2 separate regions of the Mus musculus genome follow, and region 1 is linked to region 2. A link is a loop called in an ENCODE intact Hi-C map of the cell type or tissue named here. Cell type or tissue: left cerebral cortex. All regions are shown on one strand. Each heading gives the region's core, and the rest is flanking DNA. Links, peaks and the distances in the headings are about the cores only.

Evidence for each region. Peaks named below come from ENCODE experiments on the same cell type or tissue, not always from the same donor. Only the 100,000 strongest peaks of a DNase experiment are listed, where the experiment ranks them.
Region 1: it touches region 2 in a loop (8-fold over the local background); 29 of 42 quality-filtered maps call a loop at or near these places.

What each region holds. Positions count from the first base shown.
Region 1 is chr2:11,525,640-11,533,973 of GRCm38, reverse strand. Gm10851 (a long non-coding RNA gene) reads right to left here. Exons shown (of 3, transcript XR_865972.3): 2 at 4,249-4,512; 3 at 4,001-4,130. It also overlaps a transcript of Pfkfb3 not described here. Among named protein-coding and RNA genes, the nearest start is that of Gm10851, 8.2 kb to the right of the region's middle. In left cerebral cortex, for the core only: no CTCF peak of the experiment used is centred there; a DNase peak (open chromatin) is centred at 3,620.
Region 2 is chr2:11,341,974-11,350,307 of GRCm38, reverse strand. All of the region lies in intron 2 of 8030442B05Rik (RIKEN cDNA 8030442B05 gene), which reads left to right. Gm13293 (predicted gene 13293) reads right to left here. Exons shown (of 4, transcript NR_040369.2): 3 at 7,710-7,865; 4 at 6,202-7,155. Among named protein-coding and RNA genes, the nearest start is that of Gm13293, 6.7 kb to the right of the region's middle. In left cerebral cortex, for the core only: no CTCF peak of the experiment used is centred there; DNase peaks (open chromatin) are centred at 2,288 and 3,677; H3K27ac peaks cover 591 bases.

The DNA.
Region 1 (8,334 bases), core at 179-8,178, 180 kb before region 2:
ACCTGAGTACTTATTACCTAGAAGATAACACAGAGTCTACTTCCCTGAAAAGTCAGGAGAGAGATGCTGGTCTGCATCAGCTCTGTGGTCCCTGGGTTTTGGTTTGGTATTACCCTAGGGATATCTGGGTATGATCGTATATATGTATAATCCTAGCAGGTAGTCAAGAGATCAGGAATTCAAGGCCAGTCTTAGCTTCATAGCAAGTTAGAGACCAGGCTGGGCTACGTGAGATCTTGCCTTTAAAAGATGTACACACACAAATACACAAACAGGCCTGCCCCTGCCCCTACTATCCTACAGGGTAGGTACTAATATCCCTTATTTCAAGAGTCAGAAACAGGAGGATTGCCACGAGTCAAGGGCAGTCTAGGCTACAAACTATGAATTCCAGGCCAGCCTGGGCTGCAGAATGAAGCACGAACTTTCAGAGGTGCTAAATGTTTTAGATAAAAATTTCCTTCTGTGTTTTTCTTTTTGAGTCAGGGCCTCATGTAGCTCAGACTAAGAACCCATCCTGAAACTTTGATATCAAAGTTTTGTTTGTTTGGTGGGTTTTGTTTGTGTTTTGCTTAGAAGGATTTACCCAAGGCAGCATTCACACCTGGTTGCTTCTCTGTAATGAGTGCTGTTTTTTTGTATTTTGTTTTTGTTTTTAGAGTTCCTGAAGTCATGTTGGCCTTAGATGGCCCTTGGGGAGAACACCTTTTGCATTCTTACTCTTGGGCCTGGAAAAGTATAATATGGGTATCCATGGTAACCAGTAGAGCGGCATCTCAGTGAGTGGAAGGCTATAGGTAGCTAAAACGAAGCCACCATGACTCAGTGGGCGTCTCAAAGACTGGCATCATCGCTGAAGAGTAGATCTTCTCTGCTTGAGAGACTTGATTTTAACGGGGGGGGGTGGCATAGGTGACACTGAAGGGAAGAGGGGACCATTGGGATCTGCAGAGGGGCTTACAGATTACATGGAATCTTGCTGGGGAGGTAGCTCAGCTGCTAGAGAACTTGTATGCATGTTCTGGCTACAATGGTAACCCTGGGAGCTACAATGGGTTCCCTGGTGCTACAATGACCTGGGAGTGGTGGTACGGCCGACGTCCCTGGTGCTACATGACCTGGGAGCGGTGGTACATGCCTATAATACCAGGACTCTAGAGGCCAAGGTGTTCAGATCATCCTTAACTCTCTAGGGAGTTTGAGACCAGACAGATGGGAACTGCACCCTGTTTTAGAAGCAAACAGCTAGGTGTGGTGACACATACCTTTAATCCGAGCACTAGGGAGGCAGATACAGGTGGATCCCTGGGAGTTTAAAGCCAGTGTGGTCTACACAGTCCAGCTAAAGCTATACAATTGAGGCAGTGTCTCAAACAATAAACAAAAAAGCCACCTCTCAATATTCACGTTTAAGAAAAAACCCAGATGCTGAGATCTGTCTGAAGAACTGACCAGGAGGGACCAGAAGAGATCAGAAGAGGGACTGTCCTTGCCTGCCTCCCAAATACACACTTATATAAGGTTGTTCTTCTTGTTTTTCTTTCCCTTGCCTGTGTGTTTCTTTAAGGCTTTCCCAGTCTTTTTTTTTTTTTTTTAGGTTTCAGTTCTAGAATGTTGAGATGGAAGGGTTTGTGGTTTTGTGTGAGACCGGATCTTGCTGTGTATCCCAAGCTATGAATCCAGGCAGCCTCACCCTCTCAGTGACTTCTCCCACCTCAGCATCCCGGATGTTAGGATTATAGAAAGGCACCTTTGCACTGGGCTATCTGATTTTGCTCCTAAGCAAAAGAGCCTTGTTTACCAGAGCTCTCGAAATAGATACTTAGTCTCAAGACAGGGTGTGGCATCCCCTAAAAATGGCTGAGCTCAGTTGTCATTCTATCCTTCATGGTTCATTCGATGGCTGGGTGGTCTATTGAAAGTAGCTTTAGCTAGCTACGGTCCAAGTGCTTTCCCTTCTGTTCCTCTAGTTTTTGTTTGAAGGGTGGATGTTTCTTTGAGACATGTCTCATGTAGCTCAGGCTAGACTGGAACTCACTGTTTACTTGGTTGTCTTTAAACTTGTATCAATGCTCCTGCCTTAGCATATTGTTAATTATTTGCTTATTTTTATTTTATATGCATTGGTGTTTTGATTGCATGTATTCTGTGTGAGAGTATCCTGCGACCCTGGAACTAGGGTCACAGACAGTTGTGAGCTGCCATGTGGGTGCTGGGAAATGAACCCAGGTCCTCTGGAAGAGCAGCAAGGGCTCCTAACCACTGAGCCGTCTCTCCAGCCCTGTATTTTTAAAAACTGTTAGCTGAGCATTGTGGCACATCCCTTTGATACCTGCTGTCAGGATGCAGAGGAAGGCAGATCTCTTCAGTATAAGGTCAGCTTGGTTTATATTTGAGTTCTAGGACATCCAGGGCTATATAGAGAGACCCTGTCAATAATAATAATAATAATAATAATAATAGTAGTAGTAGTAGTAGTAGTAGTAGTAGTAGTAGTAGTAGTAGTGTGTGTCTGTGCCTAGGTATCTTTATGGTGTCTTTAGAGGCCAGAAGAGGGCATCAGTTCCCCAGAACTGTAGTGACATGAAAGTTGTCACAAGACCTTTTATTGTTCTTTTTGAGACAGAGCTTCTCTTTCTTTCTCTCTTTCTCTTTCTCTCTCTCTTTCTTTCTTTCTTTCTCTCTTTCTTTCTTTCTTTCTTTCTTTCTTTCTTTCTTTCTTTCTTTCTTTCTTTCTTTCTTCCTTCCTTCCTTCCTTCCTTCCTTCCTTCCTTCCTTTCTTTCTTTCTTTCTTTCTTTCTTTATTTCCTTTTTAAAGATTTGTTTATTGTTATATGTAAGTACACTGTAGCTGTCTTCTGACACACCAGAAGAGGGCGTCAGATCTCTTTAAGGATGGTTGTGAGCCACCATGTAGTTGCAGGGATTAGAAGAGCAGTCAGTGCTCTTAACCGCTGAGCCATCTCTCCAGCCCGGAGCCAGGCTTTCTTGAAACAGGGTTTCTCTGTGTAGCCCTGGCTATGCTGGAACTTGCTCTGTAGACCAGGCTTCTAACTCCGGGATCTGCCAGCCTTGGCATACGCCTGCTGTTTGGTTGGTTGGTTTTGTGGTTTTTTTTGTCTTTTGTTTTGTTTTGTTTGAGACAGGGTCTCTATGTAGCCCTGGAGGTCTTGTAATTATGTGTGTATCCTAGGCTGTCCTAGAACTCACAGTTCATTTGCCACATCCTCTGAGTTTTGATATTAGGGGAATGTGCCAGCCTTATCCTTAACTCATCTTTCTAAGTCTGTTCTTTTTCATACGTGGGTTTGTCATGTACACACATGCAGTACCACACGCATTCATAATAGTAAGCATCTTAGTGGAGGTAGTAATTTGTTATTAGCCAAGATTAGCTCCTCCTATTCAAAGCAGGGATGGGATAGCAGAGAGCAAGCCAGCACTTCCTGAGCTGGAATGCGTGGAAATTGTCAACTATTTCAGTGGCAAATTGTTATGCTATGGATCTGGCTGGAGCCCAGAGTTCTGTAGTTGGAAGGATGACTCAGAAAGCGTGAGCTGGGCACCTTTGCCTCTGTGGCAGTGTCTGAGTCACTGAGGGAAACCCGAAAACCACTAGGTGTCAGGGACAGATGCTGTGCCGTCTGCTGGAACACCGAGGTCCTGGATTTGAGATCGCAAGGAAGTCCCTGCTTGCTCACTCAGTGAAGTCATCGGCACATTTGCTGGGACTGTTCCCATCAAGGAAGTGTGGTAAATTTCCCAACCTTGGCTTGCATCATGGTCCAGATGGCTTCTGTGGCCCACTTCAGCAGAGGGGAAGGGGCTGATGCAGCCAAAAGAATCAAACTTTGCTTCAGGTTGAGGAAGGAGGTAGGCATGGGCTGTGCTTGGAGTAGAAGCAGTTCTGGGCCTTGCTCTCCCTCCCTCCTGCAGGATCAACATCAAGGCTTGAGAAGAAAGTAGGATGCCCACTAATTCCTAAGGCACCAACGTTCTGTGAATCTACAACCGTTGTTTCTTTGAATCCAGGAAGCAAGGGTTCTTTGTTACACCTTTGCAATGATAGTGAGACGCTGAATCCTTAAGTGTTATCTAACAGCTGATAGTGTTGTGTGACAAAACTTTTCCTGGAGAGATAAAACACAGTCATCAACTCACCCCAGAAAGGAAACCCATGACAGACCAAAGTATGGATGCCACCATAGTCCACCCTGGTGAACCAAGAGTTCTATCATGGTTACTTACAGAAGCGTTGGTGAGGGGTTGCTTACAGGAGCAGAAGTTACTCAAAGACAGCTGCATCAACAGAGCCCACCCCAGCTCACAAAGACTGATAGACCTGGAGCACACTGCACAGGCAGCTCAACAGATCAGAGGGTGTCCTTTCCAGGTGCCACGGTTGCTCTAAATCTCCAGGTGTCTGGGCTGGCTTCTGATTCTTCCAGGCAGTAAGTCTGGTCTGGGAGTCTCCTTTGTAGCTCGGCTCTGCTTTCTCTGGCATGGTGGGCCCTAGTGAATCAGGTCAGTTTTCAAGAGTTTTTAATTTGTTTCCCTCTCTGCTTTAAGAGCTCAATGTTTCAATATCAGAGGCAACTGTTAACTCCCAGACCTGTAATCTCATCATGCAAGAGGCAGAGACAGGAGAAACTCAAGAACAGGCTTGGTTTTACATCTTACTCAAAGCCAATTTGGGTATGACTTTATTGCCAGTGTTTGGGAGGCAGAGGCAGATGTGAGGCTAGCCTGGTCTCTAGCAAGTTCCAGGCTAGTCAGAACTACAGAGTGAGACCCCGTATCATGAACAAATAAAAAACAAAAACTCCAACAAAACCAGGGCTGGGGATATAGCTCCGTTGGTAGAGTCTTTAAAAAACAAGCACGAAGCTTTGGGTTCTATTTCCAGCAGTAAAGTGAGCAAAGCAACCGGGGACTGTATCTAAGAGTCAGGATGTGGAGGTGATACGACCAGAAGCTCAGGGTCAGCGTTGTCTATAACGTGAGTTTGAGGCCAGCCTGGCTACATGAGATACTGTTCTCTCATAAAAAAGAAAGAAAGAAAGAAAGGAAGAAAGAAAGAAAGGAAGGAAGGAAGGAAGGAAGGAAGGAAGGAAGGAAGGAAGGAAGGAAGAGAAAGAAAGAAAAAAGAAAACAAACTGTGTATGGGAGGGAGGCGGGGCTGGGTGTAGTTGGAGTTATCCTTGAGAAGACCTGCCCTGACCTACCACAGGGCCTCAGGCCTTTCTCCTCTCCTCTCTTTCTGGCCTGGAGAAGCACTCTGACATCCCAGATGACCCTTCGAGATAAAGAGAAACTTGTGAAGTTCCAAGGGATTTACTGATAAAGCGTCTTATCTCAGTGTGGCTTCTACTGGAAGCTGCAGGTCTGAGAAAGCCAAGCACCTTCAGTGCCTCTCTTTTATCCCTTGCATCCCGAGGTCTCCCAGGTTAGCTCATCCTGGATGTGGGTGATGTGACTCTCCCCTTCTGTGTTTACATCATCCAGGTGTTTCCCTAGTGAAACATCTGGATGTCCCAGTGCCATGCCCTGTCACCAGCAGACCTGACAGAGCCTCTGCCAACAGGTTTCTCAGTTCCCTCAAGACACCCAGGAGTCAGTGGGAATGGGTTCCTTTGTGGTCAAGTCCTGAGAAACCCAATTTCCAGCACACTGAATGGGAGCATACACCATGGGTCACCTGTTCAGACATCAAACCATTAGCAACTCTTTTAAAGTCTCCTTGTAACCTGTGGGGAACAGAATGAAAACACTCATTCATCCAAAAAAGCTGAGGTGGGGGCTGGGAGAGAGATAACTCACTTTGTATCTGTCTAGTTAGCTGTGAGTTCCATACCCAGCATTGAATAAACATGTCTATGACCTCAGCACTTGGAAAGTAGAGGCAGGAGGATCAATGTTTAAGGTTAGGGTCTTAGTCACTGTTCTACTGCTGTGAAGAGACACCATGACCAAGGCTTTGGTTTTTCGAGACAGGGTTTCTCTGTATAGCCCTGGCTGTCCTGGAACTCACTCTGTAGACCAGGCTGGCCTTGAACTCAGAAATCCGCCTGCCTCTGCCTCCCAAGTGCTGGGATCAAAGGCGTGCACCACCACCACTCGGCGGCAACTCTTTATTTTATTTTACTTTTTGCTATTTTTTTTTATTGAATATTTTCTTTATTTGCATTTCAAATGTTTTTCCCTTTCCATGTGTCCCCTTCAGAACCTCCCTATTCCATCCCCCATTCCCCTGCCTCTATGAGGGTGCTCCCCTACTCACCCACTCCCATCTTTTCTTCCTGCCATTCTACACTGGGGCATCAAACACCCTCAGGCCCAAGGGCCTCTCCTCCCACTGATGTCCAACAAGGCCATCCATCTTCTGCCACATATGTGGCTGGAACCAAGGGTCCTTCCATGTATATTCTTTGGTTGGTGGTCCAGTCCCAGGGAGCTCCAGTGGGGGGGGGGGTCTGGCTGGTTGACACTGTTGCTCCCCCTACGGGGCTGCAAACCCCCTCAGCTCCTTCAGTTCCTTCTTTAACTCCTCCGTCAGGGACCCCCATACAAAGTCCAATGGTTGGCTGCAAGCATCCCCCTCTGTATTTGTCAGGCTCTGGCAGAGCCTCTCAGGAGACAGCCATATTAGGCTCCTGTCAGCAAGTACTTCCCAGCATCCACAATAGTGTCTGGGTTTGGTGTCTGTATATGGGATGGATTCCCCAGGTGGGGCAGTCTCTGGATGGCCTTTCCTTCAGTCTCTGCTCCACACTCCATATTTCCTCCTGTGAGTATTTGTTCCCCCTTTATTTATTTTTTTTAAAAAGCATTTAACTGGGGACTTGCTTACAGTTTCAGAAGTTTAACTCATTATCCTCATGGCAGGGAGCGTGGCAGTACATGGGGAGCTGGAGCAGTACCGGAGTATCCTGATCCACAAGCAGACAGACAGACAGACAGACAGACAGGCACTGGGCTTGGCATAGGCTTTTGAAACTTCGGAGTTCCCGAAGTCCAAGCTTCCTAAGACCATTTTCAGCCCTATCCCCTCCTTCTCTTCCTGTCTCCCTGGGCCTAGGTTAGGCATTTAAGGTCTGGGAGCCTGAGCTGGAATGATTGTGAGTTCAACTCCAGCCTGGGCTTCAAAGTGAGGCTTTTTTTTTTAAAGAGAAAGAAAGAAAGAAAGAGAGAGAGAGAGAGAGAGAGAGAGAGAGAGAGAGAGAGAGAGAAAGAAAGAAAGAAAGAAAGAAAGAAAGAAAGAAAGAAAGAAAGAAAGAAAGAAAGAAAATCAGTGTGGAGACAGCCAAACACAGATACTTTAAAAAGGAAATTTATAAGCTAAGATTTGGTGACATAAAGGAAGTTACAGAAAAAGTTAGCCTCAGATGTGACCAGGTTGACCTTTCTCTGAAGCTCCCGTATTTCTAGTGACCTCTGTTATCTTCATATGCTCATTCGAAACCTGAAACGTTCGTGTGGTTCATGCTGGTCTAACACATCTCAGTCAGATCCTTTTACTGACCTAGGCCTGTTTACAAGAAGAAACTGACACTTCGCTGACCGGCCCGCCAGCCAGCCCATCTCCCTTTAACTTGTTTCTTAATCCAGCCTCAGAGTTCTTAGAAATGTCATTGGTCAGTAAACAATAAACAAGTCCATTTCCCTCTGCCTCACAATGTTGGGTGCACCTGGCTGAGGACATCATACCACACAGGCAGGGGCCACCGGCATCCAGCTCAGGTTCTGCTGGATAAGCCTGGGATCCTCTCCCGGGTCCATTGGCCTAGAGCTGTCCTGGACTTGCCAGCTAAGGCCCTGGCCTTGTTGGGCTTGTTTTTTAACCTAGGATGTTGGATGCCCTGCTGACTTGGACAAGAGCAGAAGCCTGAAGCTGGATGTGGTGGCTCAGGCGTGTGATCCACACTTGGGACTCAGGCAGGAAACCTGCTGTGAGTTCAAGGTCAGTCTGCAACAAAGTGACATTCTGTCTCAGTTCGTTCCAAAATAAACAAGAAAACAACAAACAAATCAAGGATAAAAGCAAACAGCAACAAAGAAACAAATAGAAATGAGACAGGGCCTGGTGGTGTCTTCCTGCAATCCTGACGGTGGGAAGTGGAAGCAGGGGGGTTAGGAATTTGAGGATAACCTTGGCTCAGCATCTCTGTGTGCTCTGTGCACACACCAGCTGCATCTCTTTTGTTTCTAGGCATAATATAAACGAGTATCTAGAGAGGAGAGAAATACAAGCTGTTCTTTTTTTTTTTTTTTTTTTTTTGGTTTTTTTCAAGACAGGATTTCTCTGTGTAGCCCTAGCTGTCCTGGAACTCACTT
Region 2 (8,334 bases), core at 319-8,318:
GGTGCTCTTCTTTCCACTCAAAAGGAACCCCTTCCTTAGTCAAAGGATATAGAGGTGCCGCTAGGGTTGCAAAGCCTGGAATCCAGAGTCTACAAAAGCCAGCAGTCCCCAGAAACTCACGTACCTGCCGTGGGGTGGTTGGCGAGGGGATCATCATAACAGTCTTCTTCCGGGCCTCTGTGAGCCATCTTTTACCCCCTCGGAGGGTATACCCCAGGTAGGTTACCTCAGTTTGACAAATTTGTGCCTTTTTAGCCGAAACTCGATACCCCAAGTCACTCAGTTCTGCGAGGAGCTTCTCAGTTCCCTGGTGGCACAGCTCCTTCGAGGCCGCCGAGACCAAGAGATCATCCACATACTGTAGTAGGGTAAGCTGAGGGTTTCGAGCGTGAAAAGGCGCGAGATCCCGATGGAGGGCCTCGTCAAACAGGGTGGGGGAATTTTTGAACCCCTGTGGTAGCCTAGTCCAGGTTAGTTGACCAGTCTGTCCGCCCTCTGGGTCCCTCCATTCAAAGGCAAACAGGAGCTGACTCTTAGGGTGCAAGCACAGGCAAAAGAAGGCATCTTTTAAGTCCAGGACTGTATACCATGTTCTCTCGGGTGGGAGAGAGCTTAATAAATTGTACGGGTTCGGGACTGTGGGGTGAATGTCCAGGACCCTTTTGTTAACTTCCCGGAGGTCTTGCACCGGGCGATAGTCATTAGTCCCTGGTTTTCGAACCGGCAGAAGTGGTGTATTCCAAGGGGACTGACAGGCTACTAAAACTCCTTGGTCTAACAACCTCTGGATATGAGGCCGGATGCCCTCCCTAGCTTCCTTGCTCATAGGGTATTGTCTTACCGAGATGGGGGTGGCATCAGCTTTAAGTTCTACCACAACCGGAGGCACTTGTTTAGCCAACCCCATTCCTGCTTGTTCTGCCCAGACATTGGGGAACGCAGTTAGCCAGCCTGAAGAGACTGCATTTTTGGGTTGCTCTTCATGCAACCGATACTCTTCCTCTGTGTTGAGGACAAGGCAGGCAACGGGGGCTTTTCCCCAGCTTACTTGTGGGCCTTCTGAAGTAAATTGGACTTGAGCCTTTAGTTTGGTTAGCAGATCGCGCCCCAAGAGGGGAGCAGGACACTCAGGTATCACCAGGAAGGAATGGGTCACTATGTTCTTGTTTATCTGTAGGGCTCGTTCGGTCGTCCAGGGGTAAAATTTACTACCAGTGGCTCCAATCACCATGGTCTTTTTAGAGCCTAGCTTGCCTAGGGGGCTAGTGAGTACTGAATGCTCTGCTCCGGTGTCTATCAGGAAGTTGACGGGAGTCCCCTCCACGGACAAAGTTACCCTAGGCTCAGGGAGGGGGTCTGAGCCCCGACTTCCCTAATCATCTTCTAGGGTCAGGACCTTGGATCGCTCCCGTTTTTAGGGCAATCTCTAGCCCAGTGTCCTTTCTCTTTGCAATAGGCGCATTGGTCTTTTTCCAGTGGTATCTTTCTGCCACCTGGCGATTTCACTGCCCTGTTGCCCAGGAGCCCTATTTTACCTTTTCCTGACTGTCTATCATTTACAACTGCAGCCAAAATTTTACTCAAATTTCTCTCCTGACGGCGATCCCGTCTATTTTCCCTCTCCTCTATTTCTTTCTTCTCTCTCTCCTGCCTCTCTTCTTCTGTTTCCCTCTTATGATAGACTTTCTCTGCTTCTTTTAGTTCAGTAATTTTTATTCTTCAGGACCATGTCTTCAAAGTGTGAACACAAACAACACCACACCCTCCCTCCCTCCCTTCCTTCCTTCCTTCCCTTCCTTCCTTCCTTCCTTCCTTCCATTGCTCTTGTTAGGCATTTTATGACAACAGTAAGAAAAAACAAGAGTCTCTTGAATGTGAGTGTGAACCAACAGGTACCCTTATCTATGACACTCCACTTAAAGTATCCCAGCAGAGGAACTCTCCCGGAGACAACAAAGTAAAACTCAGGCATGCTCGGGCTGTTTTACCCTCCCCAATATAAACACAGGAGTAAGGAGATAGTTCAAGACAATCACTTGGAACTATTCCTTTACCTAGAATAAATTGTTCTTTCATTCCCATTCATAGTATCACCACACTGGAATCTCATCTTTTGAAAATTTGAGAGTGTAAGAACTGGAAAACTGACATTTCAGCCCAGGAGTCTCTGCAACTCAAACTGGTTTCTAAAAATGTGCCACATTATATAATTCAGGGCAAGGCATGGAAAAGTACTCGCTGGTGTGCAGCTGGAGGCTGCCCTGCCTCTGACTCACTGAGGCAAAAGCGTTTGAATTAAGATGCATCTCAGAAAAGCCATGCAAGTCCATTCATCCTTCAGGACTTCACACATTTGCTGTGGGGGAAGAAGATGCAAGGCGAGGAACCTGGGAGCAGTAGTGAGTTTTCCAACTTTGTTCTTGCTCCCCTTGAAGCCAATGTTGAGTGCTTCTCCAAGCCTTTCCAAATGTTTGGACCTGTCCATCTGTTTTTATGCCATCACACCCATGTGGGAAAGATGGCGTTTGACAGCCAAACTAGTCTTGCCAGTGACACTTCTGCCATATTAAATATTACTCTCCGTTTCAATTACCATTCTTCATATATGGAGCCATTTTGATGTCTGTCCAATCTCTGGCCCCAGTATTAAACAAAACAAAAGGAAGTGCTAAAATTATGCCTACATTTAAGCTATCTGGTGACTCTTTTGAAAATGTGTGTATGTCTGTGCACATATATGTGTGCATGCTGGTACAAGTGTATATGGGGCCTGCTTGTGAAGACTGAAGGCTAGTGTTGGGTATCTTCAATCTCTTTCTCCTTTATTTTGTATTCTCTTGAGACATCATTTCTCTCTGATCTTTGCACTCATTAATTTGTCTAGATTGGCTGCCCAGCAAACTCCAGAGACCCTCTTGTCTCTGCTTGCTGTGTGCTCCAGTTATAGAGGGTGTCACCATGCCTGGCTTCTTCACGTGAGTTCTGGGGACACAAACTGAGGTCCTCATGCATATGCAGTAGGTGCATTACCATTGTCCCAAATGTCTTAAGAGGCCTTTAACAGAATAAATATACTATAGTCTGATAAAAGAAAAGAACACCTAAGGTATTTTCTTTTACTTTTTATTTGGGTGTGTGTGTGTGTGTGCAGGTGCATGTGAGGGGGCCTCTGGAGGCCAGATCCCCCAGAGCTGGAGTTACAGACAACTCTGAACAATTTTATGGATGCCAGCAACCCATCCTGGGTCATCTTCAAGAATAGTATATTTTCTTAACCTCTGAACCTTCTCTATACTGACTTTCTATGATTAACGCACACATACGAACACACACATGCTCATACTCACACATGCATACACACCTATGCATTATTGAGAATTTGGCATTTTCTGATGAGATCCCAGTTCTTGCCATGTTCCTCACAGTTTATTACAGGTATTTTATGATTTCAGTCAGCTATTGAGACATCTCATGAGTGTTCTTTTATTTTTAAATATCTTCAGAGAGTAGGGAGAAATCCATTCATGGTTTCCAGCTAGGAGATAGTAAGTAAGTGCCATTCACGGTTGGTGTCTCTTTTATTCAAGTTTGGCTGAGTCATTCACAGCTAACACTATATTTAGGATTTGCTAATATGGGCATAACTTTACATGGAAGTAAATATCATTGTAGTCACCCAGCCTCCTACACTGTATGTCCCAGATCGGCTTCAGGAGGATGCAATGGTTCACACATCTCCCCGGCAGCTCCTGCTCCAAGGAGTTGGGGGTGACCTTTCTGTCCATGTGCGCATCAAACCCTCCCACGTGGTTCTGGAATCTAATGACCTATTTGAGTTCTAATTTAAAAAGTGCCCTACAGGCTTGCCTACAGCCCAGTCTTATTGACGCTTTTTGTCAATTGGTTCCCTCCTCTTAGACGAGTTTAGCTTGCGTCAAACTGACATAAAACCTAGCCAGCTAATAATGCTCTAAATATCCACCATGTTAGGACAAATGACAAGATCCATGCATAGAAATAAACCAGCCAGAAATAGAACTTCCACAACAAGGAGTGAAATCAGCATGTCAAAAAGGGTGCCTGTTCCCCAATTTATTGTAGTAGGTCCCAGTTTGCTTCTCTGTCACTGTGATCAATACATGACCAAAAGCAACTTGGGACGGAAAGGGCTCATTTCATCTTACAGCTTATAGACCATAGTGAAGGGAAGCCAAGGCATAAACTCAAGCAGGAACCTGGAGGCCAGATCTGAAGCAGAGGCCATGGACGAGGCATGGCTTGTTTGTCCCATCTTGCTCAGGTTAAATCTTTGTACAACCCAGGAGCATCTGAAACAGAAAACTCACCCCAAGAACTATGCTCTAGTATGCTAAGCTAATTACATGGAGGTGTTTTCTCAACTGAGGCTCCCTGTTCCCAGATGATTCTACCTTGTGTCCAAGTGACAAAACAAAAAACAAAAACAGAAACAAAAAGAACAAAAAGCCAGAACACAGAGCTATTCACAAAAGCCAAGACATGGAATCATTCTATGGAGAAATGGATAAACACAATACTGTCTAGACATAGCACATGATGTTGGGGGATGGGGTCAGCAGTGGATTCCTCTTGAAGGGTTCCAAGAGGTGCTGCTCAGACTGTTTACAGACAGCCTGATTCCCAGAGGGAGGTGCTGGTGGGGAGGTGGGGAAGTGGGGAGGTGGGGGGGTGGGGAGATGGGGAAGTGGGGAGGTGGGGGAGGGTGGGGAGGTGGGGAGGTGGGGAGGTGGGGGGTGGGGGGTGGGGGGGTAGGAGGTGGGGAGGTGGGGAGGTGGGGAGGTGGGGATGGAAGGGGATCAGACAGGTAGGTGCTCAAGCTGCTTATCACAGGACCTCATGAGTCATTGAATTACAGGAAACTAGAAGCTTGTTATGGTTGTGATGACCAAGATGTCTGTGGTCTACTCGCTTGTCAACAAAAAAGAATGATATTCTCTCTCTCTCTCTCTCTCTCTCTCTCTCTCTCTCTCTCTCTCTCTCTCTCTCTCTCACACACACACACACACACACACAAACACTTAGCATTCCTTGGGATATCATCGTTTTCGAATGAGAACCTAAGTCTTACCATGATTCCTATGCCCTCCTAAGGGTCTAAGTTTTGAATGCCACAAGCTCTAGATTTTTGAAAGATGGAGTAATAACAACAGTAGAAAGCTTTCTTCCATCTAGTCATAGTCTAATTGCAGGCCATAGGCACTACAGGGATCCAGCCCAAGGCTCTCATTTTATGGAGGTTACAGAAAACTCTTGGAGTTTGGCTGCTGTTCTTGATATAACAAATAGCTATTGCCCAAGAAGGCACCACAAGCTAGTTTTTCCAGATTACCCATCACACAAATGATGCTTAATTTAAATCCTCTTAATTAATCCAAATCCTCTGCTTAATCCAAATCCTCAATCAGCTTCATACGAGGAAGCACAATGAGCCCTACATCTCAGGACCTGATCTATGAAGGCCGAAGTATTCCAAGAAAAGAAGTATAATGAAGTTTTGTTAGCGTGCCCCATATTACTCAGCCTTCCCCTGATATAACAAGTCCTGGAGATGGTCAACTTATGAAGAGAAAAAGCTTTATTTTAGATTACAGTTTGGAAGGTTTCAGCCCACAGTTGGTTGGCTCTATTGTTCTTGGAGCTGTGGAGAAAGTACTACATCATGGTGAGAGTGTCTGGTGGAGGAAGCCTTCATCTACCTCATGGCTAAAAGCAAAAGGGAGAGAGTTCTGCAAACCCTTGAAGGTGCTCTCTCAATGACCTAAAACCTCTCAGCAGGTTCTGTGGTATTTGTGGTAGAGAAGACTCTATCTCCCATGGTATATACCTCCTGACAGCAGTATCATAAGCTAGGGAGTAATCTTTAACACATGGGCCTTTGCTGGCATTCCACATCCAATCTAGAGCATTTCCCCAGGAGCGTGTAACTTCAGTGCCGAGGCTTGGAATCACCTGCCTCAGACATACACTGGTCCTATGGAGACAGCAAACACATTTGTAACATTACTAGGCACATGGCCTGAGAATACATTGCCTCTAAATGGAATATAGGGTGTCTGGGTATGGGAGTGTTGGGCTGAGGGAACTTCAGTGTGAGCTGATTTTGAAAGTGATTATATCTGGCACTGGAGGTTGAGTTAAGACAAGAGTAAGAAGAACTCAATTGGCATTTGAGTGGGCTTTATTTTATTTTAAGACCAGGAAAAGAGATATTTATTACTACAAGTGCAATTTTATTCAGTGTACTGAACATATGTTTAAAAAAAAAATCCCAACCAACCAACCAACCAAATGACTACCCCCAAAACAAAAACACCCCTGCCCCCCCCAAAATTATTTAAATATATGCAAGTGAGGCCACTTTACTGGAGATGGCCATATTGACTGGGTGTGATCTTCACACCCTGCACACATCTGCAATGTATGGGTACCCAGTATTTCAGAGGTGGAAGCAAGCATATCATGAGCTCTAACTGAGGCTACCTAGTGAGACCCTGTCTAAACAACAAATAAACAACAAACAAACAAACAAACAAGGCATCTTTGGCCAAATTATACCTGTGTTCCCTCTGTTACTTGGTCCCATTCCACCGCCACCCATCTGCACTGTGGTTCAGTGGTGGGATCCATAGCAGCTCTCTTGCCCAGTCCCCAGTCAGAGCTCAGTGGCTGCTCTGGCCACTACTGTGCTTCAGGAAAGGAACAATCTCAATCACAATGCCTTTAAGGAACTCCCACTCCGCAGCTCAAAGATGTAGAGCCCACGAAGCTCATTTGAGGAGAGGGAAGGCATTGTGGGACTGTACTGAGTTCAATGGCAGAGAAAACTTTATATAGTTCCAGTGAGTGTGGTTCCTAAGAGGCTTCTAGAGCCCAGAGCTGCTCCTACAACCTGCTCGTTTCTGTTGTTCAGATGGAGCTTTCTCCTAAGTCTTCTTTTGAAGAAAATGCTGCAAACTGAGAAATAGATTCAGAGGGAGGGAAGGTGGGCCTATCAGTGTCAAATGATAGAGAGGCAGAGATGACAAGAATCTAGGTTCTAGGTGGTTCAAATAGCACAACTGACTACCTTCTCGTGATCTGCCTCAGCTCCTATGACGTCTTCATCTGTGGAACATCCTGGGGGAAAGAATGCCAACACCAATACAGAATATGCTTTTAATAAACTGTTTTACTATTGGCACTGAAGCCTTTGACCTTCCTGTTAGTTGACATAGCAACATATAATGGCATAACTGCCTGTTCACTGGGTAGATCACTGTAGATGATCCTCCCAGACCAGTTTCACAAGCATCATCAGAATTTAAAAGTTTAATGTTAACTTTGTGTTTGGAAATCCATTCATTTATCTATCCACCCATTCACCTGTTACCCATCCATCAATCCCTTTAGGCATCCATCCATTCATTATCCTTTCAACCAGTCATTCACCCATCCAATCATCCATTATTCTATTCATCCATCCATCCACATAACCATCTACCCATTGATTCATCTATCTACCAATCACCCATCCATCCATCCATCCATCCATCCATCCACTCATCCATCTGCCCATCATTCATCTATCTACCCATCACCTGTACATCCAACTAGCCACTAATCCAACCAACAACCTGTCTTTCCACCCATCCACCCACCATTGTTTAATCATTTAACCATCTGCCACACACCTGCTGAGCTTCTTTGTGTAGTATAGTGGAGAAAGAGTGGGGTGACAGCAGTGGACAGAGTAGGCAGGAACTGTTTACAGGCTCTGAGATTTGCACCCTCATAGCCACTGATAAGTAAGAAACTCTTGATTCATGGTCAGTCCTTACTAAGGTAAACTGAAAGTATAAGAGAGACACTAGGTTCACAGGTTTATTTATAGTACACATACAGTAAAGAACAATATCTCATTGATCATTTGTAATATCAACTACATGTTGAACCAGTGATATTTTGGATATATTGGGGTAGGTAAATTGTATTATTAAGCTTAATTTTATTCTCTTCTTTACTATTTATTTATTTTTTTAATTCACCCCTATGCCACTCATCTTGCAGTCCTTCCACATCTGCCCTCTGCCCTTGTAACCCATGCCCCCTCCCAGTAAAATAGACAAAAACCAACCAACCAAAAAACCTATCTCCCTGTGTAAGCCGTGGTGTGTCACAATGTGTCCCACAAAGGGACACATTACCCATATAGTTTTACTTGCAAACATTCATTAGAATGAGTTACAGGTCTGGTTTGAGGCCTTTGGCTTTTGCCACACTCCCAATACTGGATCTTCACCGGGACTCTTCTGGGAC